Regions from separate parts of the Homo sapiens genome. Here region 2 is linked to region 1. A link is a loop called in an ENCODE intact Hi-C map of the cell type or tissue named here. Cell type or tissue: CD14-positive monocyte. All regions are shown on one strand. Links, peaks and the distances in the headings refer to the core of each region. The heading gives the core; the rest is flanking DNA. Region 1 overlaps LOC105377161 (a long non-coding RNA gene). Region 2 overlaps LOC105377161 (a long non-coding RNA gene).

Region 1 (15,595 bases), core at 6,276-11,275:
CAGAGCAAAACCCTGTCTCAAAAAAAACACAAAAACCAAAAAACATACATGGCCAGACATGGTGGCTCACGCCTGTAATCCCAGCACTTTGGGAGGATCGTTTGAGGCCAGAAGTTTAAGATCAACCTGGGCAACAAAGCAAGACTCCATCTCTACGAAAAATATATATATTTAAACACACACACACACACACACACACACACACACACACTCTCTCTCTCTCTCTCTCTCTCTCTCTCTCTCTCTCTCTCTCATTATCTCACAGTTTCCATGGGTCAGGAATCTGGGCGCAGTTCAGCCAGGTCCCCTGCTTCTGGGTCTTTCATCAGTTTGCAAGCAAGATGTCAGCCATAGCTGGCATCTCAGCGGGAGGTTTGATTGAGAAAAGATCTGCACCCAAGCTCACATGGTTGTTGGTGGAATTTGGTTCCTGGGAGGGCTGTTTGATCGAGAGTCTCAGTCCTCACTGGTTGTTGACTGGAAGCTGCCTCCATTTCTGGCCATGCAGGCCCTTCCAACATGGCAGCTATCTTCATCCGAGTGCACAAGCTGAGAAGGCAAGAGAGAGAGTCTGCTAGCAAGACGGAGGTTATAATCTCTTGTAACCTAATCATGAAAATGACAACTCATCACCTTTGCTGTGTTCTGTTGGTTAGAAGCAAGTTGTTTCTAACCGCCATATCATGCTGCTGTTGTTTGAGCTCCTGGGGTCAGCCATGCTTGAAGTCCCTCAATCCCTGGACTTTTCAGTTACAGGAAACAAGAACCCTCTCCCCCGCTTTTTTAGCTGGAGCCCACGTGAGCTGAGTTTTCCATCACTTGCAACAAAAAGAGAATATTCTAATACAGTAGGCTTCTATAAATATTTGATGAGTGGATTTAAAGGAAGTGCTGAAGAATTGATAAGCAATTTTAGAACTCTGAAGGCTCAAGAGCCTAGGAATAACACCCAAGGGTTGGCAAACTTTTTCTGTAAGCAGCCAGCTAGTAAATATTTTAGGCTTTGCAGACCACACAGTCTCTGTTGCAACTAATCAGCTCTGTGTTGTAGTGTGAAAGCAGCCCTTGACAATACAGAACTGAGAGTGGCTGTGTTCCAATAAAACTTTATTTACAAAGTCAGGCAGCAGGTGGGATTATCCCACAGGCTGTAGTTTGCTGACCTCTGCCATAAGCTACTGGCAAGTGTGAGAAGGATTGTTAAGTGTTTCATACTGAAAAAAAAAAAAATCTGAGCAGGCTGGTGACCTTGGGGGTTGCTGCTACAAGGTTGGATGATGTTTCTTCTCAATCTCTTCATATCTGTCAGTCCTCTCCTCTTTTCCCAGTCCCGTCAGTGCCTGAAGGGCTTTGGTAAAAGGGAGAGGACATCCAGGTCCTCGGTGGCTTCACATTCATCCCACCCTCCATCACTGGGTTGGCCACAGGTGTCGTCATCCCCAGCCTTACTTTGTTCTCTTCCCTTCCTGTCATCCTCAACTTTTTTCTTCTGTTCTTCTTCATTCACGAACATTTTATTCCTTCTTCCTTTTGCCCCTTCTTCCATCCAGATAGCAAGGAGGGTGTTCAGAAAGAGGAGAGAGAGGAAGCTAAAGAGAAAAGTAAATGAAACCAGAATGGCCTTCTCCCCAGGACCTCCATCCTGAGCCTTGCAGCGAGAGTGAAGAAGCATCTGAGCTGTCCTCCAGGGACAAGCAAGGAAAAGGATCCCCCATTTTGGGGAGAATCACGTGGTAAGATGGGCATTCCTGTGGGAGTGGGGCCTTTCTCCTAGAATGTAAGCTCCAGGAGGGCAGGGACCATGTCCCCAGTCCATCCCTAAAGCCTGGTGTGGTGCCTGCACTCAGATATAGAGCAAAGAGTTGCTGAATGAATCAGTGAGCAGAGCTCTTGCAGCTGGTGTTCTGAGTGATTTCTCCAATGAAGGCTCACTTTATTTTCAGGCTGCTATAGACTCTGCTTCCTTAGCTTAGCTCCAGGCCAGCTGCAAAGACTCTCTAAGCTGGAGGCAGGAGGGGTGATTCTGTCCTGTGTAATCTTTTTAAGTGACTTCTTTGGAAAAGGCTTTGCATGCATTAAACACTGGGTTCGCAGAGTCTTAGGCATCTTTCAGAGGCAGTGTCAGGCAGCTGCTGCCAATAGGGACCACGCGAGGCTGGGTGAAAGATGGATGAGGGATTATCTCCTCTCTGTGGAGCCAAGGAGGGACAGAGCCGAGGGCTGCTACCGCACAGTCCTCAGAGTGACCAGGCCCCTCATGGTTTCCAGAAAACACTGAGTGTTCCTCCTTCTCCCTCAGGCACAGTGTGGCCTTGCAGTCAGGAACACAGATTTGATACCTAAATGCCTCAGCAACAACCCTACCACCTTCTCCTATTAGCTGTGTGACCCTGAGCAGGTTCTGTTCCCTCTCTGTGCCTCTGTCCTCTTCTCTGTGAGTTGAAACACTGACGGTGCTTCAGACTTAACGTTTTCACACGGGGTTCTGTTGTAAAGTCAGCTGGAAGTCCAAAGTACCCTTGAAAAATGCTCTAAATCACCCTTAAATTTGGTCTATGAGATTTTATATTATCTACAGCTCTTAGAGAAATTTCCAGGCCCACTAAAGGACCCAATGAGAAGTCTCTGTGCAAGTGTCTGGGAAGTCAAATCATTCAGTCTTCCAGACAATTACCATCCCCTGGCAGTGGCTGGTGGTGGAGTGAGGACTCCTCAGGTGTTCTTGCCTGAAGGCTTTTCTCCATGCTAGTTTCATAGCTTCTATAATCGTCATACATGTGAATAACTGTTTTGTTTGGAATTGGAAAGATCAAAGAAAGAGCGGTGTTGCATGGGCTGGGGGTGGAGTGGGAGTTAGAAAACTTGAAAGCCTCAGAAATTTGTCCCATAGATTAAATGAGATACTGCATGGTCCATGTGTAGGGCAGTGGTTGGCTCAAAGTAAGTGCTTGATAAAAGATAGGTTTGGGTCTAACATTATTGTTATTATTATGTCTTTGGAACCTCAATTCCACCTGGCCTATAATTATTTAGACAATGTAGTGGATGCTGTGAGCGCATCCCCTGCGCTCCACCCTTGGGTCCCTTTGCCGTTTTCAGAAAGGCCAGCTCTCACTCCGGCTAGCCTGCACCTGAGTCTCTGTCGAGGGGGCTGTCCTCAGGCTGCTGCAGCCAGTGGAGAGTGGAAGTGCCTGGGAATTTATGGTCTACTCAGCTCCCTCACCCTGATCTTCCCAGTGGGGACAGCTCTGAGGCTCAAGCCACACTGTCCCCAGCACTCCCCTGCAGGATGGAGACAAAAGTACCCTCTATTTGTCTCCTTGTTCCCCAGTTCTATCACCCCACTTCCTAATAAGTCACTTTCACACGAACCCTCATTTCCCACTCTGCTTCTGGGAACTCGGTCTAAGAAAGAGAGGTGCTGGGATTTTCCATATTGTGCGGATGGAAACCAATGTGAGGAATAGTGCAGAGAGGAGAATAGAGAAAAGAAGGAAACACTGGGAAAGAAAGGGACAGGGGGAATCAGAAAATGGGGTGGAGGTGACTTCAGGCATTATAGAAAGCACACCAACCCAGACCTGACAAATGGAGAAACTGAGAACTGAGGAAGAGGGGCTTGCCTGAGGGCTCATGACATTGCTAGACGCAGAACTTGGCTGGTACCTGGCTCGCAAAGGTGCCCGGTATGTATTTGTAGAATGAGTGAATTGAATGGATAAGTGGCCAGGACTGCAGTCCCGTCCCCTGAGCCAACAGGCTCAACTGAGGCTTCAGAGAACATTTTGCCCTGCAACATCTGCCACCCAGGTGCCTGACCTTCCCTGCAGATTAGTCTCTGGGTATCTGCTCCCTGCACACCTGGAGGCCTCTGGTTCTGGGGCGCCCCGGCCAAGGTCCCAGGGTGGGCACATCTATATGACCTTGTCATTGGCCCAAACACATGGGGAGGTTATCTCTTCTTCCTTCCTTCCTTTGCCACAAAGGCATTTCTCAGAGATAGCAGAGATCATCTGTCCTGAGCTCCTCAGACTTTCATCTGCACCCAAACCTCCCAGTTGTTCGAATGCAGATTCTGATCCAGTGGGTCTGGGTGGGACTGAGAATCTGTATTTTGAGCAAGCTCCCGGGTGAAGCAGGTGCTGCTCGTCCATGAACCACACTTCGCAAGGTTCTAGGAATGTGCCTTTGTTTGCCTCGCCCCCTGGTCTCCTTACCCACCCTTTAAGGCTCAGCTCGAATGTCACTTCCAATTCCCTCTTGAGTCTTCCTCATTTTTTTTTAACAGGAAGAAATCTTTTGCCATGTCACTTTTTCTGTGCCTCTTAGAACATTTAAGATATGCTCCTCATGGCATGGTTATTTACATCCTGGACTGTGAGCTCCTAAACGGGCTTTGTCTGATTTCATTTTGTAACCTTGCGGCACCTCTTTTGCTCTCTGGTACACTGTAGCGAATGGTCACTTGCCGGTGCCAGGCACTGGGCTCAGTCCCTAGTGAGCATTATCTGGATAATCCTCAAATAGTCTTGTGAGGTAGGTATGAGTATCCCGGGACTCAGAGAGGTGAGGTGAATTGCCTGAGGCCACATAGCTAGTAAGTAGCCAAACCCGTTAAATCTATCTGTCAAACCGGGCATGGTGGCACACACCTGTAGTCCCAGCTACTTGGGAGGCTGAGGCGGGAGGATCCCTTGGACTCAGGAGTTTGAGTCCTGTCTGGGCAACATAGCAAGACTCTGTCTCTAGAAAAATAATTTTAAAATATTAAAAAATCCAGTGATTAAAGCCCAAGCTCTTATGCATTTTATATTTGTTAAAGGAGTGAATAAGTAAACGAATAAATTAATAGATGGATGAATGCGTATTTCAGATGAAAAAATTGATTCTGTGTAAAGTGCTACACTTGAAAGCCCAGGAATGCACAGATTTTAATTTGAGATGGGACTGATTCTCCCCGAATCCCTCCTTCCTTTCAATCCCAAAATTTCCATGAAATTCTTATTCATAACTGAGACCCCACCCACAAAGAACAGGAAACTGACATATTCAGCCACAGCCATTACACTTCTCAACGCCCTCGGGTTTAGTCCCCAACATCTCATCTGTCACTAAATAGGATCTCCCTCCCCCAGAGTATGAAGGGAGAGCTCCCCGCCTCCTGGGGGTGGAGTGGGGGTGGGTGCTGGAAGGCAAAGCTGCCTTTTAGAAAAGCGCAGCGCTGATGTGGAACCAGGCAGCTGTTGGCCTTTATTTCACTGGAGCAGCTTACCTCAGATCATCTCCTCAATCACAGGCCCTTAAACAGCTTCTGACAATCAATTCATATCCCTGCTGCTGCTGCTACTGCTGGGAGGTGGAGGAAAAGAATTACCGTATTTGCCTGTGTATAAGCAGCAGCCTTCTGGTGGCCAGTGACTCCCTGGCATGAGCCAACCTGCTGCCCCGTGGGAGGACAGCACAGGCAAAGTAGCTGACATTGCATGGAGCCCTTGGCATGGGTCAGAGGCCCATGTAAGTCCTTTCAGGGCCTCATCTTGAATTTTCCCCACATTCCTGCCATTCTCCCTCACTCTGATTGGCACACTCCAGCCCCACTGGGCTTTCTCTATACCTAAAATAGACCAAGTTCCTTCATGCCCCAGGGCTTCTGTACTTGCTGCTCCTGTTGGCTGAACAGCTCTTCCCCAGATCTTTGTCTGCCAGGTTTCTCCCCTCCAACTGGGTATCAGATCCCAGGTTACCTTCACAGACAGCCCCCCCCCGACCACTTTGTCACGGGCAGCCTCCTCCTTCCTGCACCATTGTCCTGTTTTATTTTCTTCCGAATGCTTATCACTATTTGAAAGCCTGACTGTGTGTGGGTGCATGTGTGTGTTGGTCTGTATTTCCCCTTAGAATATAAACTCCATGAGTGCAGGGGCTTGTCTTGCTTACATCATCAGCTCCTACTACCATGCCTGGCAAATAGTAGTTGCTGCATGTGGCTTGCTGAGTGAATGAAGGCAGAGCCCCATAATGATCTCTATTGTGAAGGTAGGAAAGTTCAGAGAAGTTAAGTGACTTACCCAAAATCACACAGCAGATAGGCCAACCCAGATGTGTTTGATTGCAGAGAGAGAGAGGAGGTATGTAGTCAGGCTCCCTCCCTGTCTGGGAAGGAAGGAATTGTGCCCAGGGTACCTAAGCATGAGTCCTTGTTTTCCTTCTTATCCCATTTTCTCATCTGGTCCTGAAAGAGTAGGTGACATAGTGGCTCACGTTTAATGGCTTTCTATGTATTATCCTGTTTAGTGCCCCAAGATATTTTTATCCCCATTTTTTGCGCAACTGAGCCAAGGAGGCAGGTCACCTGCTGAACCACATCAAATATCAGCTTGTTAGTGGCCAAGAGCAGGGCTTGCCACCCCCTCCCTGCTTTTCCACGTCTAGGATTGTCTTTGTGGACCGAGCACTGTGGGGAAGCCAGATTATTCTTCTTAGGCCCAGCTTGCTAATGATGGGTGGTGGAGCAGGTGCTCTGCCCTAAAACAGGGGGCATGGGAATGGGGTGAGGGGTGAACAGAGTGTCTAGGGAGCCTGGGCTTAGATGGCAGGTCTGCTGCTCACAAGCTGTGTGAGTCTTCTCTCTGAGCTGCATTTTCTGCACAGCCTCACCTCGCAGGGTGGTGGTGAGGACTGAGTGAGATCAAGCATGGAAAGCTCAGCAAGTGCCCGGCACATGGAAAGCGCTCAGCAAACGGGAGGTGTGCTCAGACATCGGGCACATTGAAGCAGATTGCTGGACCCCTGGAATCACAGCATGGCAGGCTGGCTTCCTTGACTTCATTGCTGTGCCCCAGACCTCCTGGCCTCCTACTCATCCTCCAGGAATCCTCCTTCAGGGAGCTCCTGGGACCTGGGGTTAAGTGCCCCTTTCTGCTTCCAGGCTGAGCTTCTCCATTGGAGACATTTCACAACATCTGTCTGTCTTTTTTGTCTCCACCTTCCCTGCTCAGTCTATTCCTCCAAGCCAGCACCTGACACATACACAGTAGGCCCTCCATAAATATGTGGGTAAAGAATATCAGAAAAAGGGAACAGCTTGGGCAAAGGCAGAGAAGCATGAGGAGGCATGCGTATTTGGAAAAGCAAGCCATTTGGGTGGGAGGTGGGTGGGAAGGTGAGGCTGAAAAGGCATTTGGGACCAGCTCACAGGGGCAGCTGGAGACCTACGAAGGAGTCAGGACCTGATGCAGGGGAGAATGATGAGGAGGCCAGTGAGTAGTGCAGATCAGAGTTTAAGAAGGCTGTGTGAAGGAAGACTGTGGGAGTCGAGGGATGGAGGGGAATGAAGGAGAGTAGATAGGAAACTGTTGCCAGCCAGGGTGATATTCAAAATATTTAACTACTGGTACCAGATCAATGAGACAACTGGTAGGTCATGAGCATCAACCAATCAGAAGCGGCTGGGTCAGGGTCTTGGAGGCCCCTGCTGCACTCAGCATTAACCCTTCAGTGGCTAGCCTGTGGCAATCTGTGGGATTCAAAAGAGGGCCTGAGTGGCCTAGGTGGGGGAAGCCAGGGACTCAGGCCGGTGGATATTTACCAACAGGTGACGGAAATAGTGCAGTACTTTAACAACGATGGTGGCCATATCAGTGCACACATGCTGATGGTCAGCCCTGGCTGGTGCCCCAGTCACAGAAAGGAAGAAGCAGATGTCTGTGAGATTGTTCAGATAACATTGACAGGAGAGCGTGGTGACTGCTTTGGTTCCCATATTGTTATAAGAAACCTGCTTTGTTCAGAGCTCTTTAGGGTGGGTGGAAGGGTGTGATGTCACCCCTTGACCATGTTGGTTGTTTACTTCTGCCTCCTCAAATCCATGCCTCCTTTTCCTTTTTCTGGTACCAGCACCTCAGTCTTCTTTGGAGAAAAATTCTCCTCCTGCTTTTTTTTTTTTTTTTTTGCTCCTCACTGCAGCCTCGACCTTCCCAGGCTCAGGTGATCCTTCCACTTCAGCCTCCTGAGTAGCTGGGACTACAGGCGCACACCACTGGGCCCAGCTAATTTTTCTATTTTTTGTAGAGACAAGGTTTTGCTATGTTGCCCGGGCTGGTCTCGAACTCCTGGCCACTCAAGCTATCCTCCCACCTTGGCCTCCCAAAGTGCTGGGATAGCAGGCATGAACCACCGTGCCTGGCCATTCTCCTGTTTTTAGTCCATCTGGTTTCAGGGTGCAGTGTCACTCAGGTCTGGCCCATCAGCATTTCCATCCACTGGACAGAGCAACTGGTTCAGCAAGGGGGCTGTGATCTGGGTTGGCTCAGTGAGAGTCAACCCTAGGAATGTGATTGGAACTTCTGGCAGAAAGAAGCCACCTTTCTACTGAGACTGCTAAACTAGAGGATCTAAAGCTGGAGGGAACTTGCCTGAAAATGAAACCAACACAGATCAAAAAAGGGCTGAGCATCAGAATTCCTGACAAAAGAACTTAAGCCCCTGGATCCAGCAATGCCTGATGCCTACCCTTGACTTTTAAGTTACTTGAGGCAAAAAATTTGCTTTTTTTCCTGGAACCAGTTTGATTTGGGTCTTCTAATACTTACCAATCCAGTACTCTCCCTTGTGAATTAGGAACTGAGACATAAAGACTGAAGCCTATTTATATTGGCTTAAACTAAGAGGCCACAGAATGCCAGGTTGGAGTGGCCATGTGCTCACCTGAGCACAAATACCGGAGACACAGAGAGAGGTCGCAGAGAGGAACAAAAATGAGACAGAGATGGAACAGATGAAAAGATAGAGGGGGAGATGAGAGACCATGTGGCTTCAGAAAAAATAGGAAAAGCCTTTTCTCTACCCCTGGGGTCTTAGTGGTCTCTGCTTCTGAACCTAAAGGGAGCCTGGCTACATTTCCTGCCCTCGGTTCTTCCCCCAGCTCTCATATCTTCCCCAAAACTGGCCTCCTGGACTTGAATTAGTTTGAGTGGATTTCTTGCCTTCAAATAATTCACAACCAACACAGCAGCTGATTGGATAGGAGAGACAGGGAACAGAAATATACCAAGGATTACATCAGAGATTACATCATGGGGAGAGGAGAGGGAGGAACACAAGGTTGTGGGTGGGGGTGACCCGGAATTAAAGTCTGTTAAGGCCTTTTTATGTGCCTAAAGCCAAGCCTCCTACAAATACTGCAAATTCTTCTCTCCTGGAAACCAAAAGTCCATGCAGCTCAAACAACCAGAATCCCATGATCCTGCCCTGCATGGATGCTCAGAAGGTTGTTGGCCGGCACATGGCTGTATTTGTGCTGATCTGACCCTGGGGATTAAAGGTTTCACTTGCTCGTGCCCTCAGTCAGCGTGCTGGAGGGTTGCCATCCTCCTTTTGATGGCAACCCTTGCCTCCTCATTTCCATCTGCACCTGTCAATCTCACCACACTCACCAGCCTCTTCCTGGCCTCAGTCTCTCATGCCCTCCATCACTGGGTAAAGACCTAGTCACAGCCTCTGCTGCAGCCTTGTACATGTGCCCTGGGCACCACTGTTCCCACAGCCAGGGATGGTGTCCTTGTAGGTGCCTGTCATTCTCTGCCAGGGAGCTTGCTTTGGCCAGGAGCATGCCTGTGGGAGTGGGGTGGGCAGGCCAGGATGCTGGGGCATTGATGCCTCCAGGAGAGGCCCTGGACCAACACCAGACAGGGGTCTGTGGGCAAATACACCAGTTTCTTCATTCCTTAGGTGGGACAATTCTGACTCCTTTTCTAGACTATCTCAAGGTGTAGGGGAGCCCAGCCTAAGTTAAACTGATACATCCCTGCGTCCAGTCATTGTCATTTCTCACCTGGCTTCCTGTCTGGCTGCGCTCTAGTCCATTCTACAGCTGAAGGAGTTTTCTTTTCTTTTTTTTTTTTTTTGAGACAGAGTTTCGCTCTTTTGCCCAGGATGGAGTGCAATGGCACCATGATCTCGGCTCACTGCAAGCTCCGCCTCCCAGGTTCACGCCCTTCTCTTGCCTCAGCCTCCTGAGTAGCTGGGACTACAGGCACCCACCACCACGCCTGGCTAATTTCTTTGTATTTTTTTTAGTAGAGACGGGGTTTCACCATGTTAGCCAGCATGGTCCTGATCTCCTGACCTCGTGATCTGCCTGCCTCGGCCTCCCAGAGTGCTGGGATTACAGGCGTGAGCCATTGCGCCCGGCCAGGAGTTTTCTAAAATGCAAAATTGGCTGGGCGTGGTGGCTCATGCCTGTAATTCCAGCACTTTGGGAGGCTGAGGCGGGTGCATCACTTGAGCCAGGAGTTTGAGACCAACCTGGGCAACCTAGGGAGACCCCGTCTCTACTAAAAATACAAAAAAAATTAGCTGGGTGTGGTGGCATGCACCTGTCATCCCAACTACTCGAGAGGCTGAGGCACAAGAATCGCTTGAACCCAGGAGGCGGAAGTTGCAGTGAGCCGAGATCATACCACTGCACTCCAGCCTGGGTGACAGAGCGAGTCTCCGTCTCAAAAATACATAAGTAAATTAATTTAAAAATAATAAAATAAAATGCAAAATTAATCATTTCCCTCCTCTGCTCCCTATTGCTTTTAGGCAGTGTTTGAACCCCTTACATGGATGACAAAACACCCTGTTAGTCCCTTAGCAGGGTTGCTCGGCCAGCTGTCTCCTCCATCCCCTGCTCCCTTCTCTCACACACAACTCCAGCCATATGCAATCATCGGAAATTGTCCTACGTGCAATGCTTGCCTTCAACCCAGGCCATTGCTGTGCTGTTCCCATCTCCTGGAATCTTCTCCCCCTTTCTCCTTTCCCAGTACCTTGGCCCATCCCATGCTGACTTCTGTCTTCAGGCCTCCTTCCTCTAGAAAGCCTTCCTGACCTCAGGCAGGGTTAGAGTCCATCTCTCCTTGCATCCACAGAACTTTACTCTTGCCCTCCTCACCCTGGGGCAGAGCTGTCTCCTTATCTGCCCTTCCTTCTTGAGCCGTGGCTTTCAGCCCTGGTTGCACGTTAGAAACATGTGGAAGCCTTTACAAAATGCAGATACCTTGGCCCCACCATGGACTAATCACATCGGAATCTCTGCGGGTGGGGCCTAGTATAGGCTTTTCTTAAAAGCTCCCCGAGTGATCCCAATGTGCAAAACCACATTCTGATAGTATGATCTCACGAAGGCAGAGGCTGGGTTTTATTTATTTCATCTTCAGTTCCTGGTACATAGTAGGAGGTCCCTGATAAATGTTGGCTGTGGATATGAATGACAGCTACTGACATGCTGTCATCCTTCTGTGTCAGGTGCTGTTCCAAAGCAATCAATGAATAAACGAAAGAATAAATAAGTGAGTGAATGAATGTATCAGTGAATGAATGAATGAATGAATAAAAGGCCCACCCACATGCAGCTGGGAACTAGAGGCTCCAAAAAAATGTCTGTCCCTCGAGATGTCTAATTGTCTAAAGGCAGTGAATAGCCTCTTGCCAAACTCCTAGCAGAGATTAAGTAGTCATCCAGCCCTGGGGCACGACCGTGGGTGGTCACTGCTGAGCTGCCAAGTCACCAGCAAGCAGGAGCAGCGGCAGCCACAAAACTGGAAACTGGAGTTGGGAGATGGGGGCTGGGAATTCAGCTAGGAAGGAGCCAACGGGCTCCTTATTTAGGAAGGAATTTGTTTTGGTGTTGCGGGTGCGGGGGTTAAAATTCATTGTTTCTGAGGTTGCTGTGAAGAGTTGGGTCCAACCCAGCAGCATGGGGTTGGAGCAGGGTAATTGGAGGTTGCAGGGCCTGGATTTGCAGCTCTCCTCCCAATGAAAATACACTGGAAAGCAAAACAGAGAGGCTGGAAAATCGTCTCCCAGCGTCACCGGCAAGAATGAAAATATATGGCTTAATAAAAATGGCTGATTCAATTTCAAACAAGTGGCTCATACCCACCTCTAAATAGCTGCTGTTAAAATGCAGACTATAGCCCTGTTTTAAATGAGGCCTAAGGTAGGGAGGAAAAAGGCCTCTCTGCAGGGAGGGGCATGGATCTTTGCTGAGGCCTATTTCAGTCTGAAGTTTTTAAATGGAGTCAAATCAAGGTATTGATGTTGCTTTAATTTTTTTTCCTGTCCGCACAAAGTAGGCTCTAAATGGCATTAGCTGTAATGAGGTAACCCTCTATGCTCCCCGGGGTGGGCACCTGAGCAGGGGCCCCCACAGGACTGCCTGCCGCCCTGGGGTGCTTCACGGGGAAGGGCCACCTCCCTTTGTTCTGTCTCCATGGCCAGAATGAACCCAGGCGGAGTCCAGTGGCATTCAGAGCTGCCCCCAACCCAGCTGCCAGTTCCCTGTTATCTGAATTGAAGAGGTCAGAGGTTAAGTGAGAGATCAGAGTCCCCGGGTCAGGGAAAGAAAAACAAATCCCCGGGGCCTCCGCTGTGCTCTTGAAGCGTGTAGGCCGTGCCCTCCGGTGCAGATGGGGGAATATTTTATACCAGGCCCTGTCCTTTTCTGTTACCATGTAAATTGACTGACTTTTTTTCTTTAACCGAGTTAGGGGAATTTCATGGAGGGGAAAAAAAGGATTGCATGGGCATTTGAATTTTTGCTGAAGACCAAGAGTAGCAACTCCAGTTCTGGCCTCAGCTTCATGACAGGAAGCCGTCGTTGACTGTGGGCCTGTTTTCCTCTTTTCAAACAAGTCCAAGAGGTGATAAGGTAAAAAGGGGTCGAGACACTCATGAATGTATTCAGAAACTAGGTGATCGCACCTGCTATCATGGAGAAGGGAGGCACATTTAAAAGCTTGTTATTGGCTTGGCATGGTGGCTCACGCCTGTAATCCCAGCACTTTGGGAAGCCGAGGCAGGCGGATCATCTGAGGTCAGGAGTTTGAGGCAAGTCTGGCCAACATGGTGAAACCCTGTCTCTACTAAAAATAAAAAAATTAGCCAGGCGTGGTGGTGTTCACCTGTAGTCCCAGCTACTCAGGAGGCTGAGGCAAGAGAATCGCTTGTACCCAGGAGGCCAAAGTTGCAGTGAGCCGAGATCACGCCACTGCACTCCAGCCTGGGCAATAGAGTGAGACTCAGTCTCAAAAACACAAACAAAGAAAAAAAGCCTTGTTATTCTGTGGGTCTAAGAAGCTCCTCATCGTTCAGGCTCCTCAATCAGGAAGCAGTTTTGGATTCTTTACTGGGTTCTTAGCCCTGTGCAAAGAGCTGTAAGGGTTACTGGAGGTTAAGATAAGATAATGCCTCTCAAGGGGCATTTTATGTTGTTTTAGAGCCAGAAAGACTTCAGTTCATCCTGGCTCTGATAGTTCCTAGCCATGTGACCTTGGACTGACTCCTCGAAGCCTCTGTTTACTTATCTGTAATATGGGCGTAGTAGGCCCTCCGTCCTCACCACTTCAGTGTACTCTGGCACCTCCATTTCTTCCCCTGGGGGCTTTCTCAGGCTGCCGATGCCCACTTTGCCTGCCCTTGCAGGTGCCAGCAGTGCCCAGGAATTAGTGCCATTCCCACCTACACACAGCCCTCAACCAGCGTCTGGTGGGAATTGGTGAATAAGCACCCCAACTCCTTCACCCCCTGGGTACGGTGATTCTGAGACGCATTCTATGCCACTTCTCAGAATTTCCCCAGCGGGATTTGGCTCTGGTTTTCCCCCAGGGTGAACTTGACTGATAATACACCCTCCCTTCCATGACCTCCCCACTGACCTGCCCATGTTTCTTTAAACTGCCAAGTAAACCAGGTGCTCTGAGTCCCTGTCTCAGGGTTACTTCCTCCGGGACTAAGACAATGGGATCATGAGAAGAAGAAGAAGGATGGTTGTGAGGATATTGCAATTGCTGAACAGTGTGAGAGCATAGAGACTGCTTGGCACAGGATATGTCCTCAAATCAGTGATAACTATCATTCATAAGACTCAAAATGTACCTGAGAGACGACAGCGCTTTACATTGAGAAAGCAAAGCTGCACAGGATTGAGTAGTTGAGGCAACAGGCAATGTAGATATTAAGAGGAGAAAGGGGAGAGCTGAAAAGGAGAAACACTTACGTTAGGCCCCACGAAGAAAGCAGGGAAGCGACTGAGTTACACAGCCACATCCACGGGCACTGGAAGAGCACCTGGCTCACCAAGGGTCCTCAGCGCTCCCTTTTAAGCTTTCAACACCCCTTGATGCTCCCCTCTTAGCATTGAGTCAAAGCTGGAATTCAATAACTATTTGAGGCTGGGCATGGTGGCTCACACCTGTAATCCCAGCTCTTTGGGAGGCCAAGGAGGGTGGATCACCTGAGGTCAGGAGTTTGAGACCAGCCTGGCCAACATGGTGAAACCCCATATCTACTAAAAATACAAAAATTAGCTGGGCGTGGTGGTGGGCACCTGTAATCCCAGCTACTTGGGAGGCTGAGGCAGGGGATTGCTTGAACGCAGGAGGCAGAGGTTGCAGTGAGCTGAGATTGCTCCACTGCACTCCAGCCTGGGTGACAGAGCAAGACTCTGTCTCAAAAAATAATAATAATAATTAATAAATAAATAACTGAAAATTTGGCAAGTTTGAATAACATTCGTCTTTCTTGCACAATTTTAAGATTCTGAAGCGGAGGACAGGCTGTGTCTGTTCAGCATTGTATCCCCAATGCCCAACACACAGCCTAGTATATGTTAGGTCTACAATAGATGAGGAAACAGATACGTGAATGAATGACTGTCAAAGGAAGGGACAGGCATAGTTAAGAGCTAAGCCGAGCTAGTCTCGGAGCAGGTTGGAGCAGGCCAGCTGAAAGTCCTAGTGAAGGGCTTGGTTTGGCAGGAATGGAAAAAGGAAGAATTGTAAAAAGGGAGGCTCAGGACAGGTTTCGGAGGGCTTTGGGTGCTGAGTTAGGAGTCTGGGCTTTTATTCCAACAGTAATTGGGAGCCATCAAAGGGCCTTGAGCTAGGAGGGAGATGACATGGTAGAAAAAGGATTTTGCTTTGTTTTTTTAAGAAGACTCTTCTGGCACTTTCCTTGGCTGTGATAAAGAGTTTTGATATCCCCTAATGCCAGTGGGTTTCTGGGAACTTGAATGAGATAATATATCGGCAGTGCCTAGCACAGTGCCTGGCATCTACTCATAGGATGCACCCAATAAATGCTAGTTACTGTTCTTGTATGAAGTGTAAATAAAATACTTTATTAGTGTTTTACAAAAGAGATTGTAAATAGAGAAGAGCAGAAGGCCATAGCCTGAGACCAGAGGAAAGTGGTCACCTACACCAGGGAAGGAGCGGCTGGAGAGAAGGAAGGTGTTGTGGACACTGTAGTGTGCTGCCTAGATCCCCTTTTGGGGAGGGACTGATTCCCCCAGCTGCTGGCAACACTGTTGGAATGAATGGCCCGTGGCTAAATAACACCACCTTGCCCAAAGCCTTGCCTACTTCCAGGGAGCCCACCCCCAGCGACTGATCAACCGGGTGTGTAAAGACCTGATTCTTTTGCTCCAACTCAGTGCCCCGAATGCCTGTCCCTGTGGAGCTGGCTGAGGCCTTTGCTGAGACTATTTCACAATTCAGCTTCTCCCTCCCAGTCCTGCTTCCCTCTGCTCCCTCCACGGAGTGATGCT
Region 2 (15,595 bases), core at 3,451-8,450, 62 kb before region 1:
AGTGGAGCCTGTGATTTTCATTCTCCCACTGTGCTGCCCGGGAGTAAATGCAGTCCTTGCTTTATTTCCCTACGGAGTAACTGACTCGTTTCTTGCTGAGCAGGCTGGGGATAGCAGTTGGGGGAGAGAGGTTTTTAGGATGCAGCAGAGAAATTTGATGAGTACAGAAGTATGGTGTGAACCCACCATTAAATGCCCCAAATGTTACTCTACCCCATTATCTTAGGCGGTTCTATTCTTTGCAACCAAACGTGGCCTACAACACATCAACACAATAGTCTTCTATTGCTTTCCCTCCCTTCCCTCTTGAATTTCTATAGGTAGCAGAAATCCAATCTTACTACCCAGGAGTCCTGGGAATATCATATCCAAATTTACACTGCGGCCCAATCAAAATCCATCATGCCTAGGGGTTTAGCAATGGGGCTTTGTATATTCATAAGTCATTAGAGAAACAACCAACTTACATTCCACTATTATGAGAGTTTCTTATAAAAGGGGTTGGCTATCCCTTTGTCCCCTTCACCTAATCCCTTTCTCCTTTTTAATTCCACCTGGTTGAACCACCTCTATTTGCCAGGCATTTCCCCTTCAGTTAATAGTATCCATTGTGCAGGCTTTACTCATGTTTTCGATATGCCAGCCATTGTGCAAAATGATTTGCAGGTAGCACGCTGTTCAATTGTCACAGGCCCCTTCATTGCAGCTACTAATGACGATTCCCATTTTACAGATGGGGAAATTGAGAGGCTAAGTCATCCATCTGACTCCATAGCCTGAAATTTTTTGGCCACTCTGCTTTACTACTGCTCTGGCTTCCCTGGGTTTCCTTCTGCCATTTTCAGTAACTAGGGGAGAGAAGGTCCAGGTGTCCTGCCTGGCAGCAGGGCCCCCGGAACTTGGCTCTTTTCTGGCCTCCTTTCCAGCTAGCACAGCTGCCAATCTGGAACACAGCCCTTTCCAAGAAAGCCCAGGAGAGAAGCCAAATGTTGACTCACCTGCCAGACTCGGGGATGCTGCTGCCAAGATGCCTCAGGGCCTGTGCAGGAGGGCTGGCAGGGCTGGCCCATTGTGGGGCCTGGCAGGGGCAGCTTCAAAGGGCCAGGCCTTCTTTCCTGAGTGCTTCAGGTTCCAGAGGCTAAAGAGATCCAGATGGGTTCCTCCCCTCCTCCTTCTGCCCCATCCTTCAGCCCTGGAAGTTTCTGAAAGAGAATGTCTCCTCTACATCTCCCCTTGGGTGGCAGGCAAAATTCTAAGGAAGCACGCAAGACTTTCTGCCGTCTCACCCCACCCCACTGTGTGTACCCTGCTTAATCCCCAGACCTGTGAATATGCTGGATTTTGCTCCCATGATTAGGTGATGTCCTATGGCACACTTGATCCTAAGAAGGGGAGATTATTCAAGGAGGCCTGATCTAATCCTAGAGTTTTCTCTGACTGGTGGCAGAAGAGGAAGTGAGAAGTTGGAAGCAGGAGAAGAATTTGACCCAGGCTTTCTGGCTTGAAGTTGAAAGGAGTCCTGCAGTAAGGACTATGGGAAGCTTCTGGAAGCTAAGAGTGGCCCATAGCTGACAGCCACCAAGGGAACAGGGAGCTTGGGCCCACGCATGCAAGGAACAGAGTCTTCCAACACAGAGAATACATTTGCAATGAGATGCTTCCTCAGAGCGTTCACACAGGACCCTAGGCCAGCTACCACCTGATTTCAGCCTTCTGATAACCTGCCCAGAGAACTCAGTTGAGTCTACCTGGACTACTGACTTCCAGAACTATGAGCTAATACATGGGCATTGTTTTAGCTGCAAAGTGTGGGGTAATCTGTTATCCAGTCACAGAAAATGAGTGTACTTCAGATATGTAACAGGCATTTCAAACCCTACATGTCCAGCTATTCCCCACTTGAGTCTTCCCCAGGTGGTCAGTGGTAGCTTTATTCTTCTTGGCATAGGCCCCAAATCTTCAAGTCGGTCTTGCCTCCTCTCCTTCTTGTAACTCTTTGTTGAATTCATCAGCAAGTTCTTTTCACTCTCCCTTCATACTGTCTCCAGACTCTGACTACTCACCACCCCCGATGACCTGTTCCTTCTCTTTTCTGCCCTGACAGCACAGTAGTTCATTACTGAAATGGCCAAGTCCTTGCCCCTCCCTGGCAGGAGGCAAGGACACTCCTGGATGATGGTTGGCTGGCCTCCTCTTCAGCTTCTGTACCCAACCCATTGGGGTGGCTGATAAATTCAAACACAGACACAAAGCAGAGGGTGGCAGAAGAAGGGGGCTCCCATGTGGAGGCCTAATGGGGAGCAGCAGACATTTGAGTTCTGGCTACCCTTGGGCTTGGTAGGCTCACAGAGCCGGCTGCCTGGCATGTTTCCAGATATAACACAGTTGTCACCCAGGAGGAGTTCCCAAGCCTCCTTCAGAATCAATTATGTTCAGGAGTCATGCTGTGGAATACTTTCTGGGGATCAGGATTTTATTTATTGTTCAAGGTTTTGAGCCAAGAGTGAAAAATTGTTGTTGATGATGATGGGGGAATTCCCAGGAGGCCCAGAAGAACTCACAGGCAACCAGCCTCCTGGAGTCACTAAGATGAATGGCTGTCAAGTCAGCCAGAGTGCGAGGCCAGCTTGTCCTTCCTCGATGGCTTTTCTGGGCTCTCAGTCTCTTCAGTGAGGATCAGAGAAGATACATTTTCTTGTTTGGTCAAACCTTTAGCACAGTACTGGGCGTACGGTAAGTTCTCATCAGATGGTGGTGGTTATGACTGATATATTGACTGTAATTTACTTCTAAACATAAAGCATATTTCATACACCATGTCTCTGTGCACATGTATGCATGGGGTGTGTGTGTATGTGTTAGCTTTCATCTACATTGTAGGGGCTGTTAACATTCGAAAGATCACAACCCCACACTCCAGAGGAAGGTACCATAAGTGCTTCAATTATCTGTCCTAGCTCAGCATCCATGGGTGTGTTAATTAGCATAATGGATTTCTAAAATGGTTTTTCATTGATGAAAAGAATGGCGTTCAAGAATGGTAGATGGCTGGAAATGTTTCATAGTGCGTTTGCCTTGCCTGAAGACATTATAAATAAGTCTAGCCAGACCAGTTGCTTATTCTTTTAGAAAGGCTCCAGCCTTGGAAGTCCAAACAGTCCTATGTCTATATATTAAAGGGTTGATTTGATCACCTGCCTGACTAGGCTAGATACTGCGCTGACAATAGTGTCACGTGTGCCTTGACTACACTTTTTGTGAAAGAGGCTGTCGAAGTGTCTAAAGTGAGAGGGCTGACATGTCCCCGGGTTAACAGAATGGGTGGTGTGGCTGTTTATGTGCCTGCTTGCTGGCCTTGAAACCAGTTAGCAAAATGTGGAATTTGGTCTGAGACAGACTGTCTTTGTAACATACTATCTGATTAGGTGATCGGGGGAGGTAGCTTGTAGCCTTCATGGACTTCTTACCTATTGCAGGAAGCCATCATGATCAAACACCTAGTAGTTTGAATAGCCAAATTGCTTAGGCTAGTTTGCAACAACTACTTTAAAATAAGTAAGATAATTACAACTGGAACGAGGAATAACTGGTTTCCTTTAGCTTAGAAAAGACATGTTACAACAAGAAGTCAGGAAAGTATGAGTATAAACCTCTGTATAGCATGTCCTGGGGTGAGTTCTGGTGCCATTTTAGATGATGGTCAATCTTGAAATGTGTGTGTGTGTGTGTAGACAAACAGATGAGCAGGTAGATGATAGGAGAAGAGGAAGGTGAATGGAGAATTACAATTCTATTTTTCTCTCAAGAAAAGAAACGCCATGGAACCTTCTAGAAGTGGTGTGGCTGAATGTGATAAGCTGGAGTTTGGACCTCAGACCAGGATTCGGATGCTGCCTCTCTTTCTTTCTAAGGGGCCTCAGGCTAGCTTCTTAAGTTCTCTGAGTCCACTTTGTCATCTACAAAATGGGTATTGGAATACTTCCCTTGAGTTGTGATTAAAGTAACTGGCCTTGAAACCACTTAGCAAAACGTCAGGCACAAAGTGAGCCTTCAATAAATAATTTCCTCCCGGAATATTTACAGAGCATTAGGACTCTGCACACAGTATCTGGGTTATAGTAGCAAATAAGGCATATAGATTCCTAGAGCTCACAAACTCACAGTGATGATGAACTTCATTAAGGAGACACACGAGGACCCCCTGGCGTGTTTGTTAAAAAGGCAGATTCTAAGTATCAAGACCTCCTGAATCTGAGGATAAGTGGGTGGGGCCAGGAACCCATTTATAATAAGCTCTGCAGGTGATCGAATGGGCGGCCAGGTTGGGGAACCACTGACTTAACCACTGTAATTCTCTACTGAAGCCTTGGTTTGGCAATGCTCCAGTCTCCCTTCAAAGGCTCTTCAGTCATGAGTTTGAACTGACTGCACCCACAGTGATGGGAAGTGCTGCCCTCTTCCTACCCTGAACCGCTCCACTGCAGGGGGTGGGGCAGAGAGAGTTACCCCTTGTCTTGCTTATTTTATAGGCAGTGCTCATACATCATTATCAGAAACTTCAAAGACTTCACTGAGCATCGAATTGACAGGCTACAACTTGAATTATGAAGTCTTCAGTAGCTAAATCTCTAAACTTGGAAAGCCTCTGCTCCTCAGATCATCACCTAAAAACAATGAACATCTAGTCTGGAGACTGCTATTGTCTGCATGTGACTTAGGAACCATTTTTTTCTGTTCTTCCCCTCCTTAGAATAATATATCATATATACATACCAGTAGAAAATTCAGGTAATATAGTACTGGCACAGAAAATAAAAAATAGTAATCCAGCCCTCCTGAGATAATCACCATTAATATTATTTGGTATACTTCCTTCCAGTTTTTTTTTTTTTTTTTTTTGAGACAGAGTCTAGCTCTGTCACCGAGGCTGGAGTGCAGTGGCTCAATCTTGGCTCACTGCAACCTCCACCTCCCAAGTTCAAGCAATTCTCCTGCCTGAGCCTCCTGAGTAGCTGGGACTACAGGGGTACACCACCACACACAGCTAATTTTTGTGTTTTTTAGTAGAGACGGGGTTTCACCATGTTGGCCAGGCTGGTCTCAAATTCCTGACCTCAAGTGATCCGCCTGCCTTGGCCTCCCAAAGTGCTGGGATTACAGGCATAAGCCACCATGCCTGGCCTTCCTTTCAGTCTTTTTTCTTTGTATGTGAGTACATGTATTTTGTTGTTGTTGTTCATAAAATCAAGATCGTACCATAAGTGCTATTTTTTGAATTGCTCTTTTCATTTCATAACATGTTTTAAAGTAAAAAGTTAATATTTTTTAATGCAATTAAATATTCCTCTTTAACAGTGGTTTTTCACACTGGGATGGACGAAACCCTCAGGGTTCCTTAGATGTACCTACTGCTTACCTGGGGTGGGGAAAGGAGTTGGGTGGGGGGAGTTCCAGGCCCTAGAGCCCAGTTTTCATCACAGCAGTTCCACTCATATCAGGTTGTAACTGGAATACTATGTAGGATTCCATCAGAAACTTAAAAAATTTGTAAACTATTGCCCTAAATTATCATTAAAATGTTTTTAAACCATTTCTTTCCTTCTTTTTAAAAAACTTAAATGGAATGACTCTTTAAAAATTATAAAACAAATATTTGCTGATAGTTTTAAAAAGCTCAGGTTTTTATTATATATTTTTAAAAATGATATATGTTCTTTGTAAAAATGTCAGATACAGATTTGATGACAAACCTACCTTTACTTCCTCCTCCAAATACCCAAGGAGTCCAGCACTGCCCCACTGCCCACCTTTAGAGGGCTCAGCTCACAGAGAATACCCAGTTAAGCCAGGTGTGGTGGCCCACACTTGTAATCCCAGCACCTTCATATCCACTTCGGAAGGATCACTTGAGGCCAGGAGTTGGAGACCAGCCTGGGCAACATAGTGAGACCCCATGTCTATTAAAAGAAAAAAAACCCAGTTAAGATTTATGTCTCATTCCAGACTCTTCCCAGCATAGGGATTATTCCGTAGGTCGAGGTACCCCAGAAGCCAACCTGAGACTAGGATTTCGGTGCAAGTGTTTTATGTGGGAGGCAAGCTGACCACTGTCCTGGTTTGCCTGGGGCTGGGGGTTCCCAGGATGAGGTGTTTGCCCTCTGTCGGGAGATAATCCCAGGAAGCACTGATGGAGAAGTGGGGAAGTGAGATGGACAGGGCTGGGAAGCCTGTGATTAACAGGTTAGCCCCATGCACAGCTGAGCTCAGTCCTGTTTGGGACCTGTGGGGGGCGCTCTAGAACACCCTCCCCAAGGTGCTTTTTCTCCCGTAGGGCGTCCCTGCCTGGTTGCAGGCTCCCCCTGACTTCAGGCCTGCCCACCTCCTGCAGTCCTAGAGAGGCCTGGGCAGAGAGCCCCAGGAGCACCAATGCCAAGAGGGTAGCGGCAGAGCGCCAGTAGCATCTGCTATGAGAGTATTTCTGTACATATATTTAAAAAAAATAAAAATAGGATCACTCCATTTTTGATTTACTGGCACCTTGATTTATGTAAGGTGTCTGAAGGAAAGACATTCTAGACCACAAATCTAATACGGCAGTCATTTCAAGGGTCCAGGCTTGGAATTGCCCTTGGGTTAATTATATCAGAGGCTGATCATGTAAATGACTAGCATTGGAATCGGATGAAATGGTATCACTACTACTTAAAACAAAAAACAAAAAACCTCCGATGAGTTCTCTGCTGGATTCAGTTCAAAATTGTCCGCTGAACCACTGGAAGAAACTAACAATGGAAGTCTAGTGATTCCAATTCTTCTAGCGCTTGCGGTCAGCCCAAGTCCCCGCAGGAGCCCACGTGCTAATCCCGGGTCCTGACAGCCATGGACGAGGCCCGGCGGTGCTCACGGGGGGCCAAGGGCTGCCCCGGTGCAGGAATTCAGGTGTGTGCGACCGCAGGCGGCGCCGGCCTCCCCGCTGCAAGGACAGCAGCTCCTTGATTGCTCTGTCTAAACAAGGGAGCGAAGGCATAAGTTCCTTTTGTCACCCCGTTTCCATGGTTATTTGACACGTGATCGTCTTTTTTGGCGTCCTCCCGGCAAAATCGCGGTAGGTTTGGCTAATACATTCCTGTCTGTGAAGGAATGGGAGGGGTCCAATTACCCTTCCGGAGAGCCTCGGGTTGTTCCACAGAACAATTTTGGAGGTGTATTTCTTCCCTAATGGGTTTAGGAACCCCAACCCTGATTTGTCAAAACGGATGCTGTTGAAAATTTGAACTCTGATAGGATTGAAGGCAATTTGATGATATAAAGGAATCATTTTTTTTTTAAGTTGCGTTCATGGTACTGTGTTTTAAAAGACCATTCTTAGCCTTTAGAAACACACACTGATATTTACAGATGAAATGATAGGATCTCTGAGATACGCTTCAAAATATGTGGTAGGGATGGGCCAAGCCGAATTTGCCATGGGTCCGAGAGTGTTTACGGTCCTGTTCTGTCTACTTATATATATATATATATGTTTGACGTTTTCTATAAATGCAAACATTTTTGTTAGTGTAAAAAGATGGTGGCTGAAAAGCAAATCTGCTTTTGTTTTCAAAGGTCATGATAAGGATTGAGTGAATGAATGTGGCTGCAGGATAAACTCTGAAATGTTGTAGGAGAGTAATATGCCAGAAAATTCTAACCTGTGGATAATGATGATGGAGGTGGTGGGAGTGTGTGTGTCGGGGGTGGGGGGGTGTGGGTCAGAGTTATTGCAGGGCAGCTCTTAGGGTCTCAGACAGAACTGTCCACCTATGACTAGGCAGGGTAGAATTTTGAGATATTAACCATACTCCAACCCCAATTTGTGAAGCCAGACAATTTGCCTGTATTGTATATGGGAAGAAAGGGTGCTACAGAATTCAGAGAATAGAAAGATTAAAGTTTTGGCTTTTTGTTTAATAAATTTTTCGTAGAGACAGGGTTTTCTTGTGTTGCCCAGGGTGGTCTTGAACTCCTGGGCTCAAGTGATCCTCCCACCTCAGCCTCCCAAACTGCTGGGATTACAGGCATGAGTCAGCATGCCTGGCCAGTTTTGGCATTTTGAATGTTAAAAGCTACTCTCCAGGCATAAGAAAAAGACTTAATTAGTGAGAGTCATTTTTTCCCTCCCTCCTGTTCCCCCAAAATGGTAGTTAGCTTTAGTTAAGCATTTATGATGGGCCAGGCACTGTTCTAAGCATTCCGCAAATATTGTCTTTTTAAATCCTCTAAGAAGCCCGTGAGATAATCAGTTTTACAGATGGAGAAATCGAGGCACAAACTGGTTAAGTAACTTGCCCAGAGTCCCATAACTCACCTGACTCCAGAGCTTAGCTAATCCCCGGATAGATGAGGGAAGACCAGCTTATCATGGGAGCTGTTGGCTGAGATGGTGGATCAGGGAGGCTAGGCGGAAAGGACCTGAGGAGTCCCAGTGTGGAAGGGAGAGCATGAACCGGGTATGGAAGACTCAAGGAAGCTGCAACCACCCTCGCCTCCCATGCCTGGGTGCTCCTGAGGGCCTCCAGAACTTGGACTCAACCTAAGGGAGACTCAAGGAAATTCTTAAATAACAGTGATTTTGTTTCTCCCACCTCCAGGATCAGGGACCTGATAAAGAAATTCACTTTAGTTGTCAAAAAACTGGAGAAATGTTCACTCATGGTTGAGTTTGCAGCCTGTGATTCTCCATGCATAACAGTGTGATGTGGTTTCTGCTGTTGTGATAAGGCATTCTAAAGGAATCAGGGTCCTGGTTAGAGTATTAGATTTTCAAGTCAAAGTAACCTAGGTTTGAACCCTAACTCTGTCAGTTAGTTGCTATGTGGCCTTGGTGGGAGCCTTAATTTCTTGTCAGCAAAGTAGGGATGAGAGTACTAACTGTGCCCACCAAACAGGGTGGTATAAGCATGAGATGAAAGCCCAGCTCACTGCCTGGCACAAGGAAGGCGGTTGCAGCTTCCTTGAGGCTTCCATACCCGGTTCATGCTCTCCCTTCCACGCTAGGACTCCTCGGGTCCTTTCCACCTAGACTCCCTGATCCACCATCTCAGCCAACAGCTCCCATGATAAGCTGGTCTTTTCTCATCTATCCAGGGATTAGCTAAGCACCCAGGCTCTGGAGTCAGGTGAGTTATGGGACTCTGGGCAAGTTACAAGTACATTGTAACCTGTGTGTCTCAATTCATTGGTGGTATAACAAGAACTGGTTTTATTGTTTCCAACTATTGCTCCTAACCCAGCTTCCATAACATTTTCCATGGCTAAACATCCTTAGTAGTAATTCAGCTGGATTCTGTAATTTACCAGTTCCTTTACTAAAACCATCACTTTAGTTTTTAAAGGCCCTGTCCTGCTCATTTTAATACTTCAGTCTATATTGCTGAAATGGGGGTGTAGTTAAAAAAAAAACCCATGAAAGAAAGAAAGAAAAAAGAAGAAAAAAGAAAGAAAGAAAGAAAAAGAGAAAGAGAAAGAAAAGAAAAGAAAAAGAACGCTTCAGTCTTACATTGGATAGAAAGCCTTTTCCTGCACTTGCCCTGGGGCACGCATGAACTATGATTCCTGGGGTGAGGAGGGGAAGTGAGGATGATTCTCTCATACCCTTTGCCCTCTCTCCTCCTTTTGTTGACTCCTCGAGGGTGGGGGCTGGCAGGAAGGAGAGGAAATGCCTCCCACATCTCTTGCCTGGACCTGCTGGTGAGGCTGTGGGCCTCTCTTTGGTGGCTTAGAGCTTTCATTGCTCCAGGGTTCTGTGGGCTTCATGTCGTTGGCCTTGCAAGGGGCTCACTTCTCAGCATCTCCCAGGGTGTTGTTGGTTCCTTCCTAGACCTGCCCACACCTCCTAGCTGACCCCACCATAATCCTCTCTGTGAGGATGTAGGGTCTTTGCTCTTCTATCTTCCATGGCCAACTTTGGGACCTCTGGGTTTGTATGAACTCCAACTGTACACTTCTGAAAAACTAGGGAACTAGACTGAGCTAGGGACTCTCTTTCTCATGGACTCCATTATGCCATCCCACCCCAATTTTATCATCTTCTTTCTGGTCACACAGAGGAAAGTCAGCAGGTCCTCCCATTAGGAAGTGAAATTCCAATCTTCTTTACCTATGGATACTGCTAGTCATTAGCAGGATACTCTCTGGGTCTCCTCTCCTTTCTTTGGAGGTCACAACACACTTTGTTATCAAAAGGAAAGGAGGAAGGAAAAGGCTTCTCTTCAAAAATACTGCACTATCCCAAAATATGAGGTCCTCTCTCCACAGTGCTGATGGTGGTGGTGGTGACAGTGATGGAGATAGTGCTGGAGGTGATGGTGGAAATAGTGATGATGGTGATGGTGATGAAGGCATTGACGGTGGTGGCTGGTGGAGATGGCGATGAGGGTAGTGGAGGTGGTGGTGGTAGAGGTGGTAATGATGGTGATGGTGGTGGATGTGATGGTATAGATGGTGGTGATGGTAGAGATGTTGATGATGGTGATGGTGTTGAAGGCATTGACTGTGGTGGCTGTGGTGGAGATGGTGATGAGGGTAGTGGAGGTAGTGGTGGTAGAGGTGGTAATGATGGTGATGGTAGATGTGATGACACAGGTGGCAGGGATGGTGGAGATGCTGCTGATGGTGATGGTGATGAAGGCATTGATGGTGGTGAGGGTAGTGGAGATGATGGTAGTAGGGGTGGATGTGATAATACAGATGGTGGTGATGGTAGAGATGTTGATGATGGTGATGGTGATGGTGGTGAAGGCATTGACGGTGGTGGCCATGGTGGAGATGGTGGTGAAGATAGCGGAGGTGATGGTAGTAGAGGTGGTAATTGTGGTAAGAGTGGTAGAAGTGATGGTGGAGGTGGTGATTCTCCTACAGTTACCCCAAATAAAGCCCTGAGGGAAGGTAGCTGGTCCTTTTGATTCTCAAGGGTCAGAGCTCTGAATTTGGAAGATGGGTATCCTTTGTCTTCAGCTCTGGGCCTTAGCAGAAATTTCAGAACAACAGGAAAAATCCCACTCAGCCATTAACACAGTCCAGTTACATTAGGTGTAGTGCTACCAATAAAAGTAATTCTTCCACAGTTCTTTTAAAGTGGTACTGAAAATATGGTAGCTTCTTGTTATTTCCTCAGCCAACAGAAGCTGAAGTACAACTACTACAGTGTAAAGGTCTATAACAGTTCTTGGCATTGGAAGAGAGTTCTTTATATCTGAAAACTTTCGAACTAGTGCTCTGACTGGGTTGCTCACAGTCTCTTCTTGGGCTGGGTGAGAGGTCTTTTGAACTTGGGGTATAAGCTGTTGTCCCAGAAGGAGCACAAGTGAATAAATGATCAATAAGAGGCTGAAACAAGAACTCTGGCCTTGCTAACTCTACAGTCTGGTCAATGGGATGAAGCAAGATGGAGGTGGTTACCTAGATGAGGAGGAAAGTTAGGCTCCTGGTTTTCTTTACTAGTGCCTTATGATGAGTTAATTTCTCTCTGTACAGCTAGGACTTCCTGTAGGCCAAGGTTTCTTGACCTTGGCACTATTGACATTTGGGGCTAGATAATTCTATGTTGGGGATTGGCTGGGGCGGGGCTGTGCTGTGCATTGTAGGATGTCTAGCAGCATCCCTGGCCTCTACCCATTAGATGCAAGTAGCACCCTCCCTACATTGTGACAACTTTACATGTTCCCAGACATTGCCAAATTTCCTTTGAGGGGATCCTTTGAGCACTGCCACTGTAGATCCTACCCAGGCCAAGGCTGCCCCTTCTCTGGGAAGGGTCTGGGTACTGATGCAGCAGATATGATTTTTATTTTATTTTATTTTTTGTAGAGATAGGATCTTATTTTGTTGCACAGGCTAGTCTTGAACTCTTGTCCTTAAGCAGTCCTCCTATCTCGGCCTCCCAAGGTGCTGAGATTACAGGAATGAGCCAGCCTAGGTTTGATGTTTTTGAGCCATGTATTCAAGTCATATAGCAAATTTAACTCTCTCACTCTCTCTCTCTCAATCTCTCTCTCTCTCTCTCTCTATATATATATATACACATGAGGTTTTTTTGTTTTGTTTTGTCTCTTTTGTTTTGAGATGGATTCTCGCTCTGTGGCCCAGGCTGGAGTGCAGTGGCACGATCTTGGCTCACAGTAGCCTCCACATCCTGGGATCAAGCGATTCTCATGCCTCAGCCTTCCAAGTAGCTGGGATTACAGGTGCCCGCCATCACTCCTGGCTAATTTTTGTATTTTCAGTAGAGATGGGGTTTCGCCGTATTGGCAAGACTGGTCTCAAACTCCTGAACTCAAGTGGTCTGCCTGCCTCAGCCTCCCAGAATGCTGGGATCACACGCATGAGCCACCATGCCTGGCCAACATTCTTTATATTTCTGTTCCCCATTTCTATAACTCATTTATATATATCACCCTTTGAGCCCTCATTCTTCCTGTTGGCATCTGTGGGGAAATGCTCTCTTTTTAAGTTTAAACTCAAGTCAATTCAGGATCCTTTTATTCTCTTTCCCTCCTGTACTGATCAAAGATTTACGGGGTTTCTGGCATTGGTGAGGGAGTGGTGGGAACTAATTTCTGATCTATGCCACTATCTTCTGAAATGTGTGATCCTTCTGGATGGTTCCTTGTGTGGGGGACTCTCGTATTGATTTCTGTGTCGTCTGAACCAATGGATATGTCTGTTCTCATCTTATTTGATTCCATTTGATTCCTTCCTTCCTCCTCTACTGACTTTATTCTGGTTTCTGTGACCCCATAGACCCCAGGTTTTCTTCCCACTTTACTAGCTATTCTTTCTTTGCCTCTGTGGCTAAATCTTCCTTCCCCTTATCTCCAAATATCAGAGCACCCTGGATTTCAGTCCAGAGCCCCATTTTCTTCCCTATCTAAACATTTCTCTTTAAATCCATGGCTTCAAATGTCATGCTTTTCCCATAACTCCCACATCTCTCCAGCAGTGACCCTGCCTTATGTCCCTCATCCTTATAGTCGACTGTCCACTTGATATTTCCGCTTGGATATCTTACTGATGCCTCAAACTTGACATGGTTAGAACCACTCTTGTTTTCTTTTCTCTAAACCCGCTCCTGCTCCCCAGTCTTCTCTATCTTAGAGAATAGTGTGCCATCAGCTCAGTTCCTCAAGCCAAAGATCATTTAATTATTTTCAGTCTTCATTTCCCTTCCCTAACACATTCCATCTAGCAAGATCTGACTTCGACTTTATCTCCAAAACAACATGAATCAGTTCACCGAATTTTCACTGCTACCACCTTGGTCCAATTAGCCATCATCTCTTGCTGACATTACCACAACAGCTACCTGACTGAAGTTTCCTTGCTTTTATTTTTGCTCTGATCATCCTACGAATCATTCCCCATGCAGCAGCCAGAATAAGCTTTACAAAATATAGAAATCATAAGATCATGTCACACTCCTACTTAAACTTTCTTTTTTTTTTTTTCCACTCTGTCGCCCAGGCTGGAGTGCAGTGATGCGATCTTGGCTCACTGCAACTTCTGCCTCCCAGGTTCAAGCAATTCTCCTGCCTCAGCCTCCTGAGTAGCTGTGATTACAGGTGCCCACCCCCACACCCGGCTCACTTTTGTATTATTAGTAGAGATGGGGTTTCACCATGTTGGCCAGCTGGCCTCAAACTCCTGACCTCAGGTGATCCACTCACCTCAGCCTCCCAAAGTGCTGGGATTACAGGCGTGAGCCACGGTGCCCGGCCACCTGCTTAAACCTGATTGCTCCTAATCACACTTCAGATAAAATCCTGACTGCTGGCTGGGTGCAGTGGCTCATTGGCACTTTGGGAGGTCAAGGCAGGAGGATCATTTGAGCCCAGGAGTTTGAGACCAGCCTGGGCAACATAGTGAGACCCTGTCTCTACGAAATTTTTAAAAATTAGCCAGATGTGGAGGCATGCACCTGTAGTCACAGCTACTTGGGAGGCCATGGTGGGAGGACCACTTGAGCCTAAGAGGTCAAAGCTACAGTGTGCCAGCCTAGGTAACGAAGTGAGACCCTGTCTCAAAAAAAAAAAAAAAAAGAAAGAAAGGAAGAAAGTTAGGAAAAAAGGAAGGAAGGGAGGGAGGAAGGAAAAGAAATCCATCCTCACTGCATATGCTGGCTTACAGGCCCAGCCTGATCAGCCCCTGTCAACCGCTCCAGCATCATCATCTACCACACCACCCTTTGCTCCATTGAACTTCGGCCACACTGGCTGTTTTAATGATCTACTGCGGCAAGACAAACCATCCTGAAACCTAGTGGCTTGAAACAGCAACTGTGGATTATTCCTCATGATTCTGTGAATTGGTGGAGCTCAGCTGGGAGGTTCATCTCTGTTCTACTCTGATGTTGGTGGAGGTGACTCGTGGCCTCATTTGGCCTGGACTTTTGCAGGAACTGGAGCAACCTCTCTCACATGGAGGACACCTGGACATCTCTTTCTCTCCACCTTGTCTCTGGATCCCTTTACATGCTGGCTCAGGAATCCAGGTGAGTGAAATTGGGAATTGCCAGACTTCTTAAGGCCTTAGCGTGGAGCTGAAATGTTACTACATCTGCATTCTACTGGTCAAAGCAAGTAACATGGTATAACCAGAGTCAAAGAGGTGGGGGGAGTGGCAAATAGACTAAGATGTGGCCATCCTGAATCTGCAGGCCTGACCTTCTTTCTGTTCCTTGCTCGTGACCAGTTCATTCCTTCCTTGGGACCCCTGCACCTGCTGCCCCTTGGCGGGGATTTTCTCCTCCTTGATCTCAGCATTGCCGGCATCGTCTCGTCATTCACATCTCAGCTCACATGCCATCTCTTAAGAGGTGACCATCCAATGAATAAAGTCACCAGTTACTATCATGTTACCCTTTAAATATTCTCTGCAGAGCATTACCACTCTGTTTGTTGGTTTGTTTATTTGCTTATCAGTTGTCTCTTTTCCCTGGAATGAAAACCCCATGATGGCAGGAACCTGGCTATTTTGTTTACACTGTATTATCTTTAGCCCCTACAACACCTGGTACAGAGCAGGCAGAGGCCCCCAGTTAATATGTGTTGAAATAAATAAATGATAGAGGCCTCTCTACCATTTGGAAGTGAAGAACCTGGGAATCACTCAGGTCTGGGTTCTTATTATTTGCTGTGTAACCCTGAGGACATTATCTAACTTCTTTGTGCTTCAATTTCTAAAACAGAGTGAGAATTAAGAGTGCCTACCTCATCCTCATGGGGGAGTTGTAAAGACCAATGAAAATGATCTATATCTAACTTATCAAATGATCTGGAACTTGGTAAGCCCTTATTATCATTTATTTTTAGATTTTATTTTTAATTGACACATAATCATATATATGTATAGGGTATAATGTGAGCTTTCATGGATATGTTCTGTAGGGATCAAATCATATGTAGCATTTTTATCACCACACACATCAGTTCTTTGTGGTGAAAACATTCAAATTCCTCCCGTCTACCTTTTTTAAAATATACAATACATTATTGTTAACTATAGTCACCTTACTGTGCATTAGAACACCAGAACCCATTCCTCTTACCTACCTATAACA

The links. Peaks named below come from ENCODE experiments on the same cell type or tissue, not always from the same donor. Only the 100,000 strongest peaks of a DNase experiment are listed, where the experiment ranks them.
Region 2: a loop joins it to region 1, with 2.0 times the contacts of the local background. A loop is called at or near these places in 4 of 110 quality-filtered maps.

Annotation. Positions count from the first base shown.
Region 1 is chr3:72,587,699-72,603,293 of GRCh38, reverse strand. LOC105377161 (a long non-coding RNA gene) reads left to right here. Exons shown (of 11, transcript XR_940962.3): 10 at 1,551-1,733. Among named protein-coding and RNA genes, the nearest start is that of RYBP, 150 kb to the right of the region's middle. RefSeq lists an enhancer at 11,907-12,734. In CD14-positive monocyte, for the core only: no CTCF peak of the experiment used is centred there; a DNase peak (open chromatin) is centred at 9,053; H3K27ac peaks cover 1,642 bases.
Region 2 is chr3:72,646,683-72,662,277 of GRCh38, reverse strand. LOC105377161 (a long non-coding RNA gene) reads left to right here. Exons shown (of 11, transcript XR_940962.3): 6 at 14,432-14,527; 7 at 15,224-15,319. Among named protein-coding and RNA genes, the nearest start is that of SHQ1, 190 kb to the left of the region's middle. In CD14-positive monocyte, for the core only: CTCF peaks have their summits at 6,099 and 6,299 (motif pointing right); no DNase peak of the experiment used is centred there; H3K4me3 peaks cover 614 bases; H3K27me3 peaks cover 2,073 bases.